Regions from separate parts of the Homo sapiens genome. Here region 2 is linked to region 1. Evidence: chromatin loops called from intact Hi-C (ENCODE). Cell type or tissue: IMR-90. All regions are shown on one strand. Each heading gives the region's core, and the rest is flanking DNA. Links, peaks and the distances in the headings are about the cores only.

Evidence for each region. A loop is a pair of places that touch in the nucleus more often than their neighbours do. Peaks named below come from ENCODE experiments on the same cell type or tissue, not always from the same donor. Only the 100,000 strongest peaks of a DNase experiment are listed, where the experiment ranks them.
Region 2: it touches region 1 in a loop (3-fold over the local background); 1 of 110 quality-filtered maps calls a loop at or near these places.

What each region holds. Positions count from the first base shown.
Region 1 is chr3:108,548,356-108,557,367 of GRCh38, forward strand. CIP2A (cellular inhibitor of PP2A) reads right to left here. Exons shown (of 21, transcript NM_020890.3): 17 at 8,863-9,012; 18 at 6,021-6,134; 19 at 5,293-5,375; 20 at 3,879-4,018; 21 at 1,509-2,964. The coding sequence ends at 2,794. It also overlaps a transcript of MYH15 not described here. Among named protein-coding and RNA genes, the nearest start is that of CIP2A, 37 kb to the right of the region's middle. In IMR-90, for the core only: a CTCF peak has its summit at 4,388 (motif pointing left); no DNase peak of the experiment used is centred there.
Region 2 is chr3:108,055,236-108,064,247 of GRCh38, forward strand. CD47 (CD47 molecule) reads right to left here. Exons shown (of 11, transcript NM_001777.4): 4 at 5,510-5,617; 5 at 4,217-4,309; 6 at 3,102-3,194; 7 at 2,242-2,334. Among named protein-coding and RNA genes, the nearest start is that of CD47, 31 kb to the right of the region's middle. In IMR-90, for the core only: no CTCF peak of the experiment used is centred there; a DNase peak (open chromatin) is centred at 5,286; H3K27ac peaks cover 469 bases.

The DNA.
Region 1 (9,012 bases), core at 2,096-6,095:
GACCTCAAGATAAAGATTACCAAACATAAAAAGACATTTCTTAATAAGTAAATGTAACATCTAATAGCAAAGTTTTGACTAGTTTTGTTACTAAAGTTTGAATGGAACACAGCCATGACTAATCATTTATGTATTGTCTATGGCTGCTTCTGTGCTGCAATAGCAGGGTTGAGTTGTTGTGACAGAAACTATGTTCCAGAAAGCCTAAAATATTTACTATCTGCCCCTTTACAGAAAATGTTTGCTAAATCTTGCAAAGGATTAAGTCACAAACAGGACACATGGCTGGTACGATGGTATATATGCCAAAAGCAAAGTTGTAAATATAGTTCATAACTATTTGAAGGCAGGAAAAGAATCAAATTACAGTAAGACTTTGAGTTTTAGGAAATATAACTTGATAAGTACCTGTAACATATGAATGAATGACCAAAGGTAGAAGTAGAAATTCAAACATATTTTCATTTAACTGACAGTGCTAACTCATGACAGAATCTCTTTTTATTCTTAAGTAACTAGTCCTTATAATATATAAGTAAATAGACCCAAATGGACACTGACCTGATAATTTCCTAAGACACAGCATACAGTTTCATTCTTTTTTTCCTGACATTAAATTAATGAACAATTTAATATAAACTTTAACCAACCAAATTTTATGAGATGTGTCTATTTGTTCAAGTGGCAAGTGTAAATAGTAACGGAACTGTGTTAATGTATACTTTGGAGACAAACTCTCCCCAGCAAAATTTTAAGAGGATGCGAGTAATCCTAATATAATGATGCACTTCCTAAGTTTTGTTTTTTCCATTAGGAAATGGACATGCATACACACATACAAAACCCTGACTATGGTGGTGGTTCAAATTTGATTAAATTTTTTTTTTTAGAAAAAAAATATTTACACACACTTTTGCTTTTTTAATATGAGGTACACAGTCCAACAAGAAAAAAAAAGTAACTGATATAGTAAAGGCACTCAGAAAAACAACAGAAACAATATGAAAGGTGTTACAAGAGACAGAAAGAGATGAAGGATGATGATTAGTACTCACCTTCTTCAAAGCTGCAGTACGGACTTTCTTCTTTAGGGAGAGAAGATTAGAAATAAACAGGTTAAAATTACATTAAGAAAGGGCTACTACATATATATAATGGGGTAATTATTTATATAGATCTTTAAGAAAAGGCAAATTGAGTTCTTTAAACACATACTTGTGAGAATGGGACAGATCTGCATTATCTAACAGGATGGTTATCAAAATTAAATTTAATAAAATCAAAAATTTAGTTTTTTCAGTTGCAAAGGCCAAATTTCAAGTGCTCAATGGCCACTTTTAGCCACTGGCTATGGGACTGGACATCATAGAACACTGTCATTATCACAGAAAATTGTATAGGGTAGCACTAGGCTAGGCTGTCTCAAGATGTCTAAATTGGAAAGATAAATTGATTTTCCCTAGAATTTTTGGTTCATTCATTCATTTCTTTCTTTAACGTTTTGTCTCTTTTATTTTATAGACCCTTTTATTCTTCAGTCTTATCTATCCACTTAAACTTTTTCATATTTGGTTGAAAATGCATGCAATTTCAAAAGAGAAACAGAATGTATCTCCTCTATAGAACAAATAGTAATTTAAAATGTTTTACTCTGCATAATATTTTTTAAAAAATTTCCAGAACTGTACAAATCTAAATTCACTTAAATCAAACAGACATATGGTGAAGAAAACACCAAGTAAAATTAATGACTGTATTGGTATAGCAATAAAATCAATCAAAATATTGATGTAAAAACGTTTCTTACAGAGTAGTTAGAGGATATGATTCAAATGAAAAGTACAGAAGGACCCTTGTATTTTAAAAAAAATAAAGATATTTAACCTATGCTTTAAAATTAAATGAACCAATTAAAAACTATTAGGACAACAAATTAAATACAATTCATATCAGAATTAACAGTAAATAATATTTTTCTGAATATGCAGCAAGAGTAGAATCCAAATTATCCTTATGTAAATCATAAGAAACTTATAATTAATTATAGATGATCTGGACCACTATGCAACATTTGAAAAAAGAGAAAAAAACACTAAATATACCTTACAAATAATTCTACAAGTTCTTAGATTTTTTATGAGACAGCTATTGTGTTAAATGTAATCATTTAAATGTAATAGTTTAACACAATGACAGTTTTCTAATTTTTATACATTTTATTACCATTGCATTTTTTTCAAATTTAGAAATTATGCTACAGCAGTATAAAAATTATTTTAAATTCACTAATATTTTCTTTTGTGCTTCTTCAGAGACAAACTTCTCTAGCAGTAAAATCATACCTTCTCTCTTTTTACTTTACTTTTTACTTTTACTCTCTCTATATTTTTATTTTGTAATCTTTAGGACTGTTATACCAAGAAAGTTTGGTCTTAAGATCTAAATAATCACAAATGAGAATAAATAAGACAGGCAAAACAGAATAGAAAGCAACTAAGAAAAAGGAAAGAACCTTAGAAAAATGATAATGGAGGTTAAAAATGATTTTCTAATGTAAGAACCAAAGAAAACCTTAAGCCATAAAAGCCAGAAACAAAAAGTAAAACTTAGAAAATTAAATTTCTATTCAAACTATCAAATAAAAAACATGCAACAGATCAGGGTCTTTACTAAATTAGATAATAACTTCTTATTGTTACGAAGTCACAAATTAACTCCCCTACCCACCCCCCCTCCAATAGATAAATACATCAAAAATATCATGAGATTACAAATTCCAAAATGCCATAATGTCTATATACTGAGATTCACAGTTTCTGGATTTATTTTTCCACCACTTAAACTGTGGATCATTGCTATCATGTGGGAGTGTTTGTTCAATTCCTCTTGCTGAAGTTTCACCAAGGACTCTTTCTCTTCCAAACGACCTTCTAATTGTGCCTTTTGAACCTCTAGGGAGGAAGCCTAAGGAATTGGGGTTGGGGGAGGAGGAAGAATTGAGAAGAAAAATAACTTTAATGTTTTCTCTATACATATATTTTAAGATGCTTTTATTTTTTATTGTACAACAACCATTTCAAGACATACTATAAATATTATACTTCAGTTAATTCAATTACATGGTAAGTTTAAAATGAATAATCATTAAACAATATAATACAAATTGAGAATACACTTTCAACTTGTCTTAAGTTAATGCCAGCAGCTGAAATTTTGCAGAAAATACTACACACTACATATTAAAATTACTAATAAGATAATCACATTAAAGCAGAACCAGAAAAACTGTAAATGTGGTACTAAATTTTATGCCTCTTCTGTTACTCAGTAGTAGTAGTAGATCAGTCTTTAATCCTAGTCTGTTCTCATCTTCCTGGTAGTAAACGGGCCAGAAAGTACAATTCATAGCTACCACTCAAGCTATGCAACCATGGTAATATAGAAAGAACCCCGGACTCAGATTCAGAATATATACCTATTGATTCACTTATTAGCTGTGTGACTTTAGTAAGTAACCTCAGACTCAGTTTCTTCAGTTGTAAGTTGAAAATATTTATTAACACATTATATAATATTTGTTAAAGTGAAAATTATACAGCTACCTATATATGACATCAAGTACTGGTAACCCCTTTCTGTATTCTTTGCACACTTGAAAATACCAGGTGCTGACACAAAGTATCTGTTTAATAACTGCTTAACTATTTTAGAAAATACATTATGAAAACCTCATAACAAATGATACTCAAGCTGCTTTGAGATCCTAATATCTTCTAAAAAATTTGCTGAAGAAACAGTACATTCCTTTATCCATATTCACCCTTTTCACAACAGACTTTTTTATTTTACTGCAAATGAGAAATGGAACAGATTCTTACCTTAATGCTCAACTCTTTTCTTATCTGTTCTGTTCTGCTTAATTCTTTTCTAAGGATATCAATGGTTTCTTCCTTATCTTCCCTTTCCTTTTGTAAGGTTTTAATCTTTTCTTCTTGTACTTTTGTTTTTTGATGCAAATCTTAAAAGAAAAAAAAGTCAAGTATTATACTCAGAGGTCTTACACTGACTACTCTGAAATGGTCTAGTAGCTACTGTAAGAGCAAAAGAGAAATAACTAGAACAAGGAAGAGAAACTTCTCTTATGACAGTATTCTATAGAAAATACCAAATCTCCATGTCTTTCTTCCATCCTCTGTTCTAAATATAATATGCTATATAGGTAAAGGACAATTCTCAAAAGTGTAAGGGTTAGAAAAGGGAGAGCTACAACTATGAAAAATTATATAGGTAGGTGCCTGCGCTCTAAGGCAAGTGAGAACAAAAATGTTTTTCAGGATCATTTCAAATATACCATTAAGAAGCTAGTAACTAAAAGTTACCTAATACTGCCACCTGCTGTTACGTTCCTTCAACATTTTTTTATTTTGAAAAGGGCAATCCATAATCCTATGTGATTTAACGAAGGAACAGAAAACCAAATACTCCAAGTTTTCACTTCTAAGTGGGAACTAAACATTGAGTACACACAGACTTAAAGATGGAACCAATAGACACTGCAGACTAGAGTTGGCAGGAGGTTGAAAATTACCTATTGCTACCTATTTGGTACTATGCTTACTACCTGGGTGATGAGATCCATACCCCAAACATCCGTGTCATGCAATATACCCAGTGTAACAGACCTGCACACATGCCCCCTGATTCTAAAAGTTGAAATAATAAAAAAATTAAATTAAATTAAATGGTCAATCATCTCTTTCCTTTTGTTTTTTTTTTTTTTTTTTTTTTTTTTGAGACAGTCTTGCTTTGTCACCCAGGTTGGAGTGCAGTGGCGTGAACATAGCTCACTGCAGCCTTGACATCCAGGTTCAAGAGATTCTCCCACTGTAGCTTCCTGAGTAGCTGGAACTACAGGTGCACACTAACACACCTGGCTAAATTTTTGTATTTTTTGTAGAGATGGGGTTTCACCATGTTGCTCAGGCTGGTCTCAAACTCCTGAGCTCAAGCAATCTACCCATCTCCAACTCCCAAAGTGCTGGGATTACAGGAGTGAGCCACTGTGCCTGGCCAATTTCTTATAGCTCCTAAATTTAAAAAACGTACCACTTTTTCAACTTGATTAAACCGAACTGCTTTTGTGAAACATTATGTCAAGAAAAGGGAAGCCATTCCAAATATGATTTAAAGTTTAAAACAATAAGTAGAAAATAAAAAAGCAAACAAAACCACTCATGCTTCCAAAATAAATACATTAAAAATAGAAAATGTATTAAATAAGAAGCCACTTACTTGCTAGCTTATGTTCTCTGTCTACTAGCTGATTCTGTACTTCTTTTCTCTGTTCTTCTTTCTCTATTAATTGGGCAATACTTCTGAAGTTATTAAAAAAAATAGAAGAAAACATTAATGAACCATATACCATTTGTAACTTTTTCTCCCTACCAAGCACTTTGGGAGGCCAAGGCGGGCAGATCACAAGGTCAGGAGATCGAGACCATCCTGGCTAACATGGTGAAACCCCGTCTCTACTAAAAATATAAAAAAAAAAAAAAAAAAAAAAAGGTCTCGTTCTGTCACCCAGGCTGGAGTGCAGTGGCATGATCTTGTGCTCACTGCAACCTCTGCCTCCCGGGCTCAAGTGATTCTCCTGCCTCAGCCTTCTGGGTAGCGGAGATTACAGGCACCCGCCACAACACCCAGCTAATTTTTGTATTTTCAGTATTTACAGAGTTTCGCCATGTTGGCCACGCTGGTCTCAAACTCCTGACCTCATGCGCTCCACCCACCTCAGCCTCCCAAAGTGCTGGGATTATAGGCGTGAGCTACCATGCCCAGCCTTTAAAACAAAATTTCTAAGAACAGCAATTGCCTGTAACTTCCACCAAATACATATCTTATATCTAAAATAAGTGACAATTCTATTAATTTTATCAATAAAAAACAATGTTCTATATAAAGGGAATCATTTTGTTTTTGAAAAATCCCACATATTCAGAATATAGAACTAGAGATTTTACTTTTCATTTTGTTCCTTGAGTGACTCATTCAACTTTTTCACTGTCTCAATTTGTTTATTCAGAGAATCACATGTGATCTGTAAATCTTTATTCTTCTTTTCAGTACTTTCATTTCTGAAAAGACAAGAAAATGAGTTGGCATCATTATGGAGGAAAACATATGAAGGAGAAAAGAAGCTCACAGTGTTTTCTTTACTATCTCTTCTAACCAAATTGCATATGCTGGAAGAGAAGGAATGTTATGAACAAGCAGGACATAAACAGAATTTCATCTACTCTAAAAGGCAGTAAATACATGTTTTGGTTGACTGATGTGGTAAAAATTACTATGAAATAGAAATGTGTGGGGCATTAATCTCATATTTATGGATATAAAGCCTTATTTTACAGATGATATTGCATTACATAATTTGCTATAAATAAGTTTAGGGTTCTACATTTGTCTCTTTAAAACTCTGCATCTAATAGTCCTAAGTATTTTACCTGCAAGGTAAACACAGAAAAAAATCCTTTCTAAAGTAATACTTTGATACTCAACTACCATAAGCATAAAATGTCTTTTTTATTTCACTAAGCACAAAGATTTTTAAAAAGCAACCCAAAAACCAAACCAAAACAAACAAAAAAAACCAGTAGCCAAACTTGGCCAGCAGTTTTTGTATCTAATCCATACAGGAATTTTAACAATCTGAGTTTGAGTGCCTTTAGACAGTCCTGACCATTACAAATGACCTTTTCCCCAGCCAGCTTCATTTACATGTTATCCACTTGTCCATTCAAGGAATTTCACCTTCTAGCCCCTAAATCACTAGCTGGAACATAAGCAGGTCTTAGAAACCACGTATTTTTCTTGGACGCTGCCTATCTCTTAGGTTCTCTATGTGAGACAAAGCAGGTATCCCCTTTTTAGGAGGTCTGAGGACCTCAAGCTGGAAAATAAAGGAAAATCCTGAGTTCACTCAAGGGAAATTCCAGGGACCTAGATAGCCCTAGAAGTAAATAAGTAACTTGTTAAACAGGAAGGTAATAGTAGCCTAAATCAAAGTTAACAAACTTAAGAGTACCAGTGATACTTGATTCTTTATAGAACTTAAAGAAAACAACTTAACACATGTCCCTGAGTTGTATTTCAGAGACCCGGACCCTCATTGAGGAAGCCCACTGACCAGATCCATTGACAAGTAGAGCTCAGGTAAGGAGAAAATGAAGGCTGAATTTTAACCACTGTTCTTTGTTCTAAGTTTCTTTCTCAGGGTCTTGAACAAAGTCACTCTCCCTAGCTAGTTAACATTTTTCTACTGACCCCAAATGTTTAAACAAAGCTGCTCTTCCTTAACCAACTGCAAATCGAAAAATCTTTGGGTCTACCCATGACCTGTAAGCCCCTGCTTCACAATATCCTGTCCTTTAAACTTAAACCAATGTATAACCTTTAACTATTTATTTATGATTTTTGTCTGTAACTTCCACTTTCCTGAAATTTACTCGCCTTTAAAAATCCTTGCTTGCAAGCTATTGGGGAGGTCAGTATTTGAGCATTTGGCTGCCTGCTCCTCCTTACTTGGCACCCTGCAGTAAAAGCCTTTTTTTCTATCACTGCAAACCTTGGTGCAGATACCTGGTTTTACTGTATTGAGCAAATGGAACCCATTTCAGTTCTATAACGTATTTTCTTCACTGCTGACGTTCTCAACTTGGCTTATCACTAATACTACACTTTATCAGTGGTGCCTCAAACAATCAGACTTTGTAAAAAGTTGCTGGGGTAAATATCCTGTTAAAAAATCACTTTGTCATCATTTTCTAGATACTATTCATTTCTCACCCTTCATTATTATTGATGGGAAATAAGCATATGTACCATGCCAAGCTAAAAATTTCTATATCTCTGTATTAACAACATAGAACAATCTTAAAATATAAAGCAATAAACAAGTTCCCCCAGAGTGTATTTACTTTTATGGGTTGGTAGAAAATACATAATTGTTCCTGGTCTTCCCTGTAATTCAGAAGTTTTACAACTGGCCTAAAAAGATAAAAGAGTTTATAAGGGAGGAAAAACCAATCAAACTTTGCTAGTAGGCACACAAATTGGTACAGGTTGAGCAACACTAATTTGAAAATCCAAAATCAGTCTAAAATCAAAAGTGCTCCAAAATATTAAACTTTTTGAGTGCTACCATTGTGTTCAAAAAGGACACTCAATCTGTATCACATTTTGGAGGAAAATTTAGAAATATCTATCAAAATATTAAATATACATACCCTTTAACTTAGCAATTCACCTATGTGAACTTATTCTACAGATGTAATCACACATGGAAGTAAACTATAATCAAGGATATTAAGAGATGAGTTAAACACTTACACCTAAATTTCCATTCTATTAGGCAGAATGATATGAAATTGCCAATATTCAACTACTTTTGATCTGCAGAAATGACCATTCAACCTAATACTAATTTGACAACTAAGTTTATTTAAAAATTATTAATGAAGTGCCTAACTATGCAGCAAGCACTCCTACAGGCCCTAGGGATCTGTCAGTGATCAAAACAGACAAACTTGTCCTTGTGGAGCTTATCTCCCAAATGACTGCTGACTGTTATGAATACATAAAAGAAGTCAACTGGAAAGACCTGTATTTTGTTTCCAACATTGATACTGAGTTTGAGGAAGCAACACTTCATTTCACAATGACTTAAGTTTCTTGCTAATTACTTACCTCATGTGTTATCAGAATATATGAAATGCTTACAAAAGGATTTTCGGGTCTCAGAAAAGAAATGCTGCATGTTCATTCTAGGTTCTAACCTTACACAGAAGATTTTACTTTATTTACCTCTGAAGAAGTTCCATGTAGGATTTTGTCAGTATTTCATGTTCTTCAGCCACAGACTCTAACTTCCTATTATGTTGAAAGAGATGCTCAATATCACTCTGCGCTCTTTCTGATTCAACTTGCTGCGCCTTCAGCAACACACTAAGCTCT
Region 2 (9,012 bases), core at 2,806-6,805, 490 kb before region 1:
CGACATTAACTTCTTCTTGAAGAGAAAGCTTGGATTTTTAACTATTTGAGGATTTTATTGCATTTAAATCAAAACACAATCATTAGGCTTTTCTAAAACAGAACACGTGCAATGAGTAAAAATTATTTTGGAGACACTTAAAATTTTAACTTCCTAATATAAACGCTCAAATTTGCAACCTTAATGTTACATAGATTCAGATTTACACAGTCAGATTATATAAGCAAACCATATTAATGTTCCTCCTAGTCTACCATGTTATCTAAAGAGCAACTTTCCTGTACCTTGTCTCTTCTTGCCTTTCAACTGACTGTAGGTGTCCCTCTGAACCCTGGCATCAGACAAGTTGATTTAAAAAGTTAATTTAGGATACTATCAATAAAATTAGGACACTATCAATAAAATTGCACTAAATTTTAAACATATAGCATAAATTTTAGCATATAGTATACTTATATGCTAACCTATGACAAAGAAAAAATAATTTGGGGTACTTGTCAAGATTTAAGTCATTTTAATTTTAATGTCAGAACAGTGACAGGTACAGTACAGTGGTTTCACAGGCTTGGAGGAACGTAAGTGATGGAGAAGGCAGGAGAGTGAAGTTAAGGAGGTGGCAGATAGACAATGCTTAGTTCCACTTGAGACATTGTCACCAGACCTGCTGGCAACTGTACTGAAGATCATTCTATGCTAGATATGGAAGGCATGGGGTGGCATGGGAGTAAAAGGGAGGACAACCCAGATAGTGAGGAAAAAATAAGAGCGTGCTGCCCGTCAGCCAAAGGTATCTCATACTACTTCACCAGAGTTGTATGGATACTGCAAATCACACACTATTCTCAGGCATTTGTGGGGAGCAACAAAACCAGGAGTGTCATCTTCCAGAACCAGACACATGGTGATTGGAAGATGTAACAAAAATAGAATATGCACCAACATTCAAGATGTTCACTGTAGCTACCACATGAATTCCATTCTGCTTTAGATGTCTCCATTGTATTTTATGGCATTATGTGGTATAAAATTAGAAAATTTCATTGAGCAACAACTAAGACTTATGAACTCATATGCTAAGGATACGCAGATTTTAGTTAAGTATTTTAATTATTTATCTAATAAGCATTAATTAAAGAAAGACACAGAATATATGACAGAATTGAATTCAATTAACAATCATCAAGAACCAAAGTTCAGAAATAAAGGTAAAAGTTTTTTGAAACTATTATGTGAGTCATATGAGAAATTATTTGACTATAACAATTCAAGTTTCGTATTAAGTTTTAGAAACACATACAGCAAAGTTTACCTAAAGCAAAGCAGAAACACTATTTTTTTACTCCATTAATTTATAACTTTTGATTATTTTGATAGGTGGTTAAGAGTATGTTTTATTTCATAAAAATATAATTTTTTTAAAAAACGGAAACTAATATAAATTACATTATTGGGAACATCTTGAGCTTAGGTAAGATAACATTAGTTTCAGGCACAATTGAAAATATCTCTCTGTGTACATATATCTCAATAAAAAATAAGAATTTATGCAGAAATGTTACTTGAAAATTGGCAGATTAAATATACAAGTTAGAAACAATGAAGTAAATTCCATACTTACTAATAATTGATTTTAAAAGGAGTAAAAGCCTAAATTTTGAAACTCAATGTTTTCATTATATTGGTTTTAACTAGAACTGTTTTAAAGTCATGCATTAGAGGTCACTGCTCTTTAAATGAACAAAATTGATAGATTGTGAATTTTAATTCCTGTCTGGGGTGTCTATGTCTGCAAGAAAAAGAGCAAGTGACAAACAAACAGGTCTGTGCAGGACAGCTCTATCACAGAAACACTGGAACAATTAAAAATCCTATTCTATTACTTAAAATGGATCCTCAAAGATCTCTCCCCTTTTACTTAGTATAAAAAGGTACACATTCTAATAGATAAAGCCATTTTCCTTTAAACTACTTTGGAAACCAAATTTTCATTAATCCTATATGTCTTCTACCCTCTTTAATTACCCTCAAATCATTCCAATTGTATTTTCTGACTTCTGGTCTTAAACTGGAAGAACCAACTAAAAATCCTATATGTCTTCTACCCTCTTTAATTATCCTCGAATCACTCCAATTGTATTTTCTCATTTTTGGTCCTAAACTGGAAGAACAAACTAAAAAGCATTTTCTAAGTGATATATCTGAAATTATTGGCATAGGTTAATGAAAATAAGATTGACTTACCCACAAATTTCATATAAACTAGTCCAAGTAATTGTGCTAGAGCTAAGATACTCAAACCTGAAATCAGAAGAGGGCCATGCATTGGTATACACGCTGTAAAAACAAATAAAATTCTGTATTAGAAAAGCATATGAAATAACTTACTAAAAAACAGTAATAATCCCAAGTTTTAAGAGAGTTATTCTAACGATCAAAAAACAAAAATTATCCATATATGTTTATTAACTTAACCAGTAAAATGACTCAAAATTATTAGAAGAACAAAGCCCTCCTTTGCATAACACATACCTTATCATATCAAGAAATGGGAACTGGTGTTTCAAGTCTAAGGCTCCAACCAATTTGAGCCCAGTTATTTTAAAAGCTCTTCCACAAATACAGGCATATCAGTTTGGGTGCTAGAACAATCAGCCACCAAGCCATATATACAGCTAATATCTTTGTAGCGAGGAGGAAAGCACTATTACCACTGGGGTAAATTGGAAGTTTAAAAAGAAAAGCTCAGAATGCTAAATGCTGTCAAGTATATGAATGAACAAAAACTCTTATTTATTGGTGGTGATAATACAAAATGGTACAGCTATTTTGATACAGAGAGTTTGGCAGTTTATTTCAACATACTCTTTACAGTCCCGTAATTGCACTCCTTGGTATTTGCCCAAATGGAATTGAAAACTTATGTCCACATAAAAATATCCATGTGAATGTACTTTCCACTCAATTTTGCCATGAACCAAAAACTGCACTAAAAAAAAAAATCAAGTCTATATATTTTTAAAAAGAGAGAAAGAAAAAGAAAAAGGAAGAAGAGCTCTGTCCAAAAGTAACCCAAATTAGGTCTACAGAAAGATGACTCTTACCCGCAATACAGAGACTCAGTCCAACCACAGCGAGGATATAGGCTATCACCTGAATAACCAATATGGCAATGACGAAGGAGGTTAATCCAATCGCTGGAGGAAGGAAAAGGATGTAACAGAAGCATGTCAAGAGTATTTAAAAAGCAATAACTTCCACTTGCATTTGGTATAATCAGGGATCTCCTAAGACCAAAGACTGACTCTGGAGTTCATTGTTTGACGGTAGATGTTAACTCAGTGATCTAACCCTTCCACACAAGTAGTCAGCTCCAAATTCACACATTCGGCAGCCTTTAATTTTCACAGTCAGCTAAGCTGGACTGGAAGTTTTTACCCTAAATCTTAGAACAATGCTGCTTTTACCACACTTGTGCATTTTACAATATGAATGGCTATTATGAATGTCTTCTCCACATGCACATGGAATTGCTCTTGCTGAGGGAACCATTATGCAAATACCTGACTGTAAACATCATGCTCTCTATCTCTAGATGTCATTTTATAACAAACTAATACCTTTCCAATGTACAACGAGCCAGAGATAGGCTCTAAGACCAAGTGTTAAATGTGACTCTTTAATAGTAATAACTAAATATGGTAGTGATCTACTTTCAAAATGCAGTGAAAATGATACTGATTATAGTTTGGATTTCCATACCATCTCTTAAAACTACAGTATTAAGGTTTGCTAATAATTAAAACAAATATGTTTCTACTATTTGTGATTCATAATTCCATTTTATAGAACCAGTCTTCTTAATGCAGAAGCAGAAGCTTAGCAAAAGAAGAGAAAGACTGCGTTTAACATCCACTTATAACTTCAAAAAACTGAAATTAGAATATGAAAATAATCATTAAGAAGTTATATGGCATAATTTAAAATTATGCTGATTGGCATCAAATACATATGAAAGTCACTTTTTACAAAACAGCTAACCTAGAATAACCTTAAAATTAATATGAATGGGAAAATGTCACTAAGAATAGCATGAAAAATCTTTTAATAAACCTACTCTTATTGAGTTGTAAAAAATTTATATGAGCATTTTCACCAAAACTGCTGTTTTGTAAATGAAAAAGGTAGACAAAATCATACTGTAACAATGAAAACTCACCTGTACTAAACACATAGTAGTGAAGTAATATTAATATCCCTGTAGAAGTCACAATTAAACCAAGGCCAGTAGCATTCTTTAATGAATATTCACCTGTCAATAAATAAAAACATTTAAAATATTTTCCTACATACTTTTTAAATGTACTAATCTAAATTCTGTGCTTGACAACTGTGAAAATTTTAAAAATATACGTTTCCCTGAAAACCTCACACAAAATTAGTGACTATTTTTTGATTAAGACCAAACTTAAGACATCTAAATCTCAACATTTAAGTTTCAACATGCTGAAACCTTGAATTGGCTCTGCCTCCTTCTTAACTAGTTTACAGAATTCCAGTGAGAAACTGTGTATTCATCTTTTACTGTTCCCTTCATCTGCTGTATTCAGTATGCCCCAAAGTCAAATCAATTGTTCCTTCAAGTTGTCTTCTGAATTCACCTCCTTCTTCCTGCTGTCTTCACTAACTTCAGATACCAATAGAGCTGCCAAGCCCATGTTCCTAAATATTACACCTGCACTGCATTCTTCTCCACAAACGATGGTGTGCTATAGTTATTAGGTTGAGTCCCAGCCTTCCTTTGCTTTTCTTTACATGTGCTACATATCCTCATTTCCCACTCACATTCCCATCCTCCAAATGCAACTGCCAATTTCCAGACTTGGTTCCCACATTCATTCTACTTTCATGTCTTGGCCAATGAAGTTTGCCTCTGTAGTGAGTTGAATGATGGCCCTAAAATTATTTCTACCTCCTAATCCCTAAAACCTGTGAATATTACCTAATACAGCAAAAGAGTGAATACTGCATTATATGGCAAAAGATATGATGAAGTTAAGGATCTGAAAGGAGGAGCTTACCCTGGATTATATGAGTGGGCTCTAATTCCAATGACAAATGTGCTCATAAGAGAGAGGCTGAGGGAGATTTAACAAAAACACAGAGGCAAAGACATAGAGGAAGGAGGAGGCAATGTGACCAGAGAGGCAGAGGGTGGAGTTATGCTGCCGCAAACTAAGGAATGATAAACACTGTCATTCTTCAGCAAATTCCAGAAGCTAGAAGAGCCAAGAAATGGATTCTTCCATACAGCCTTGAGAGGGAGTGTGGCCCTGATGACGTCCTGATTTCAGACTTATGGCCTCCAGCATGGAAAGGGAATTGCTATTGTTTAAGCCACCCAGTTTGTGGTCATCTGTTCCAACAGCCCTAGGAAACTAATGCAGCCCTCCTCACCTTGGAATGCACTCATCTACCTCCTGCGTTCCTGCCTAGGAACTGCACATCTTACCTGGGACGAAAAGAATGGCTCCAACAATGACAATGACAGTGATCACTAGTCCAGCAACAAGTAAAGCAATTGTTTTCTCATCCATACCACCGGATCTATATTTAAGTGCTTAAAAAAGAAAAACAAAGAATTATATGAACTCAATCACAAGTGAAGCCATTTTAATAACTTGTAAGGTACAGAGACAAACTGACAGAAGTACTATAATGTAATAACTTATGAGGAACAACTCCTTAATATCATCAAGTCACCTCACATCTCTTTCATAAGCAAATGGATAACGTCACGGCAGTATAAATATGGATGGTGAATTTATAGGTGACACCTTATTTTCCTACACTAACAAATGAGGTTCTATACATCAGTCTTTCTCGGTTGATGTATTACTAATAAATTGAGCTAGATAAGTTTTTGGGGGGAGGGGGGACACTGCTCTGCATAATATAGAATGTTGAGGAGCATCCCTGGCCTCTACATACTAGATGCTAGTAACTAGATGCCAGTTATGTTAATCAAACTGTTTTCAGACATTGTCAATGCCCCCGATGAGCAAAACCACTCCAAGTGACAACACAACACTGATGTACATAATACTAATGGGAAATAATGGGTTAATTAACAATATTGAGAAAAAGAGAATTTTGTCCTACCTTATAAAAAATTAGTAAACAATCTGGAAATCTAGTTATTTTGTTTTGAAAAAAATGACAGAATAAAACTGGGCAGATTACACCCTTGTGAAATCCTGATGAAGAAAAAAAGCTTAAATTGTTCAATTAAAATATTTTAATAAAAATAAACTGCAAAGACTCAATGGGATTCATCATACATGTTATTGTTTCTGCTGCTAGCTCCACTGTCAAGTATCTCATACCTTCTCTGAAAGAATGGAATGGGTCAATCTGCGAATATTAGTTCTTTTACTATATATGAATCTTTTAAATTTTGGTTAATATTGAAGTTGATTTTTTCACCAAGGAAGTTGTTTAAGGCAACCTAAAAGCAAACTGAGTAGCGGAAAGAAACAGCGTGTGATTGAAATGCTGCTGTGTGTCATCCACATAGAGATAGTCTCCATGACAGTAATCAATTGGTGGCTGTCATGAAGGGGAAAATATTTTAAATGTTATATTTAGCATTTAGTTTTTTTTCTTCTACAGTGACAAACATTAAATAAAGTAAAAGCAATAAATAAGCCCCTAAATGATTGTGATAAAAATCTATGTTTAAGGTATATGACAGGTACCTAAATATTTCTGGAATTTCTATCTACCCATAATTTATAACCTCAATTTTAGTCTCTTTATGGGGAGATAAGTCCTAAGCAATAAATAACCAATTTATTAATGTGGATTTCAGTTACACAGTTGAGTAACTGAAATCCACATTAATCAGAGAAGAGAAACCCATATTAATCAGAAAACATCCTATGGCAAGTTCCCCAAGTTTTTATTTGATTCATTACTTCCGCCCAGCCCTGGACTTATGTGTCTAATACTCAGTCATAGCCTTGCCTTCTTATAAGGCACAGAGTTTTCATAACTTCCCTATTTTCTAGGCTCAAATGCTGGCTAGAATGAAACTGAGTGTATAAGTCACAAAAGGCACATACACAGAAAAAGGAACTTTCTCTAGACATATGTCACATTTTCCATTTTAATCCCATATATATTGTTATCTAAATAGAGCTTGAAAGTTCTGCAAAGGGTTATAAAGTAGAAGCTGTTTCAAATGCACCTCACAGTCAATCAAACATTCATAAGAAACTCTTCCAGGTTTAAGTCAATGCATAAAAAAGCTACTAAGATCAAGCAACAAGAATTTGCCTTAGAGTACAGTATAATTTCATGGAAAAAGGTTGACTTATGTTCTTCTTCTATATTTTTCTTTTTCTTTTCTTTTTTTTTTTTTTTGGAGACAGAGTCTCTCACTCCGTTACCCAGGCTGGAGTGCAGTGGCACAATCTCGGCTCACTGCAAACTCTGCCTCCCAGGTTCAATGATTCTCCTGCCTCAGCCTCCCGAGTAGCTGGGACTACAGGCATGCGCCACCAGGCCTGGCTAATTTTTGAATTCTTTTTTTTTTTTTTTTAGTAGAGACGGGGTTTCACATTGTTGGCCAGGCTGATCTCGAGCTCCTTACCTCATGATCCACCTGCCACGGCCTCCCAAAGTGCTGGGATTACAGGTGTGAGCCACCATGCCTGGTGACTTACATCCTTCTTAACAAAAATAAGAGTTTGAATCTCATATAAAATTTATCCTCTTAAGGCTTAGAAGAGCTGTTATAGGAGAAAACAGTGCAAACAATAGCAACAAAAATAAAACATCACAAAATACTACCATAGACAGGGTTCCACCATAAAATGGTCCGTCTCTCTTTGAGTATAAGTACACTATATATTGAAAGTAGTTTTGGTTCCTGTTGATTAGTTCAACTACTACTTATTTTCCAGGCCACCTTAAACTTTTCCTTAAATTAAGTAGCCATTTCCAACAAATACACATGTTGAGGATCCCAAGTGTGAAAAAATCTGAAATCCAAAACACTTCTGGTCCCAGGCATTCTGGATAACGGACACTCCACCTGTCTCTGTGGGGTCTACTAATGAAAGAGTATCTCCAGGTTTTCTTCAGTGAATCTTCAGAAAGAGTTTCTTTTGGCTCATTTTCTTTGCTCACATGGTCACATTTCAGCAGGTACCACAGCTAATGTGGGGTAGGTATCTTGTTGCTAGCCCAGTCGTCAAATTTCTCAGTATAGTGAAAGGGCAAGGAATTTGATATAATAGATGCCATAGAACCCAATAACCTCAAGGATCTCTTATTGATCTTTTCTTGTCCTTCAGTAAGTGGATTTATCCTTATTTATTGAATGTATCAAAACATTAAATGCAGCAAAAAAAATAAATTCAAGTAATTCTCCACTTAGCATTAAGATAAAAATAACTCAATGTGTTGTTAACAGCAGGCTCTTATCAAATTTTCTAGTATGACTTTCAGACGGCTTGGCAAGGCAATCTATGTAATTTTTAAAATCTGCATGCTCTTAAGGATTACCCTCAGCTACAACTACTGAAATCAATACACAAAATAAAGTACATGAGAAATAACAGTAATTACATGCTTAACAAAAAATGTATAACCTTAGTGCTCAGCCTGACACAGGAATACCAAGTATCAGGGGAGACAATATAACATTTTTGTGAACAAATTAGGTATTCTAAAATTTTCTTTTATATGTTCTATAAAATAATTAGTAACCAAAAGCAGGCTACTTCTAAGAAATCTGTTGGGTTGGTTCATTCATCTGTTCTACAAATATTTACTGTGTACCTACAATGTACCAGCCCCTTTTGCTAGTCTAAATCAAGGAACAAGTAGATTACTTTATTTGACAATAATTGATTGAGCACTATCCATCTATATGACTATCACTATTCTAAATGCTGACAGTGAACACGAAAAGCAAACACAAGGCCTGCCTCAAGGCCCTTACATTCT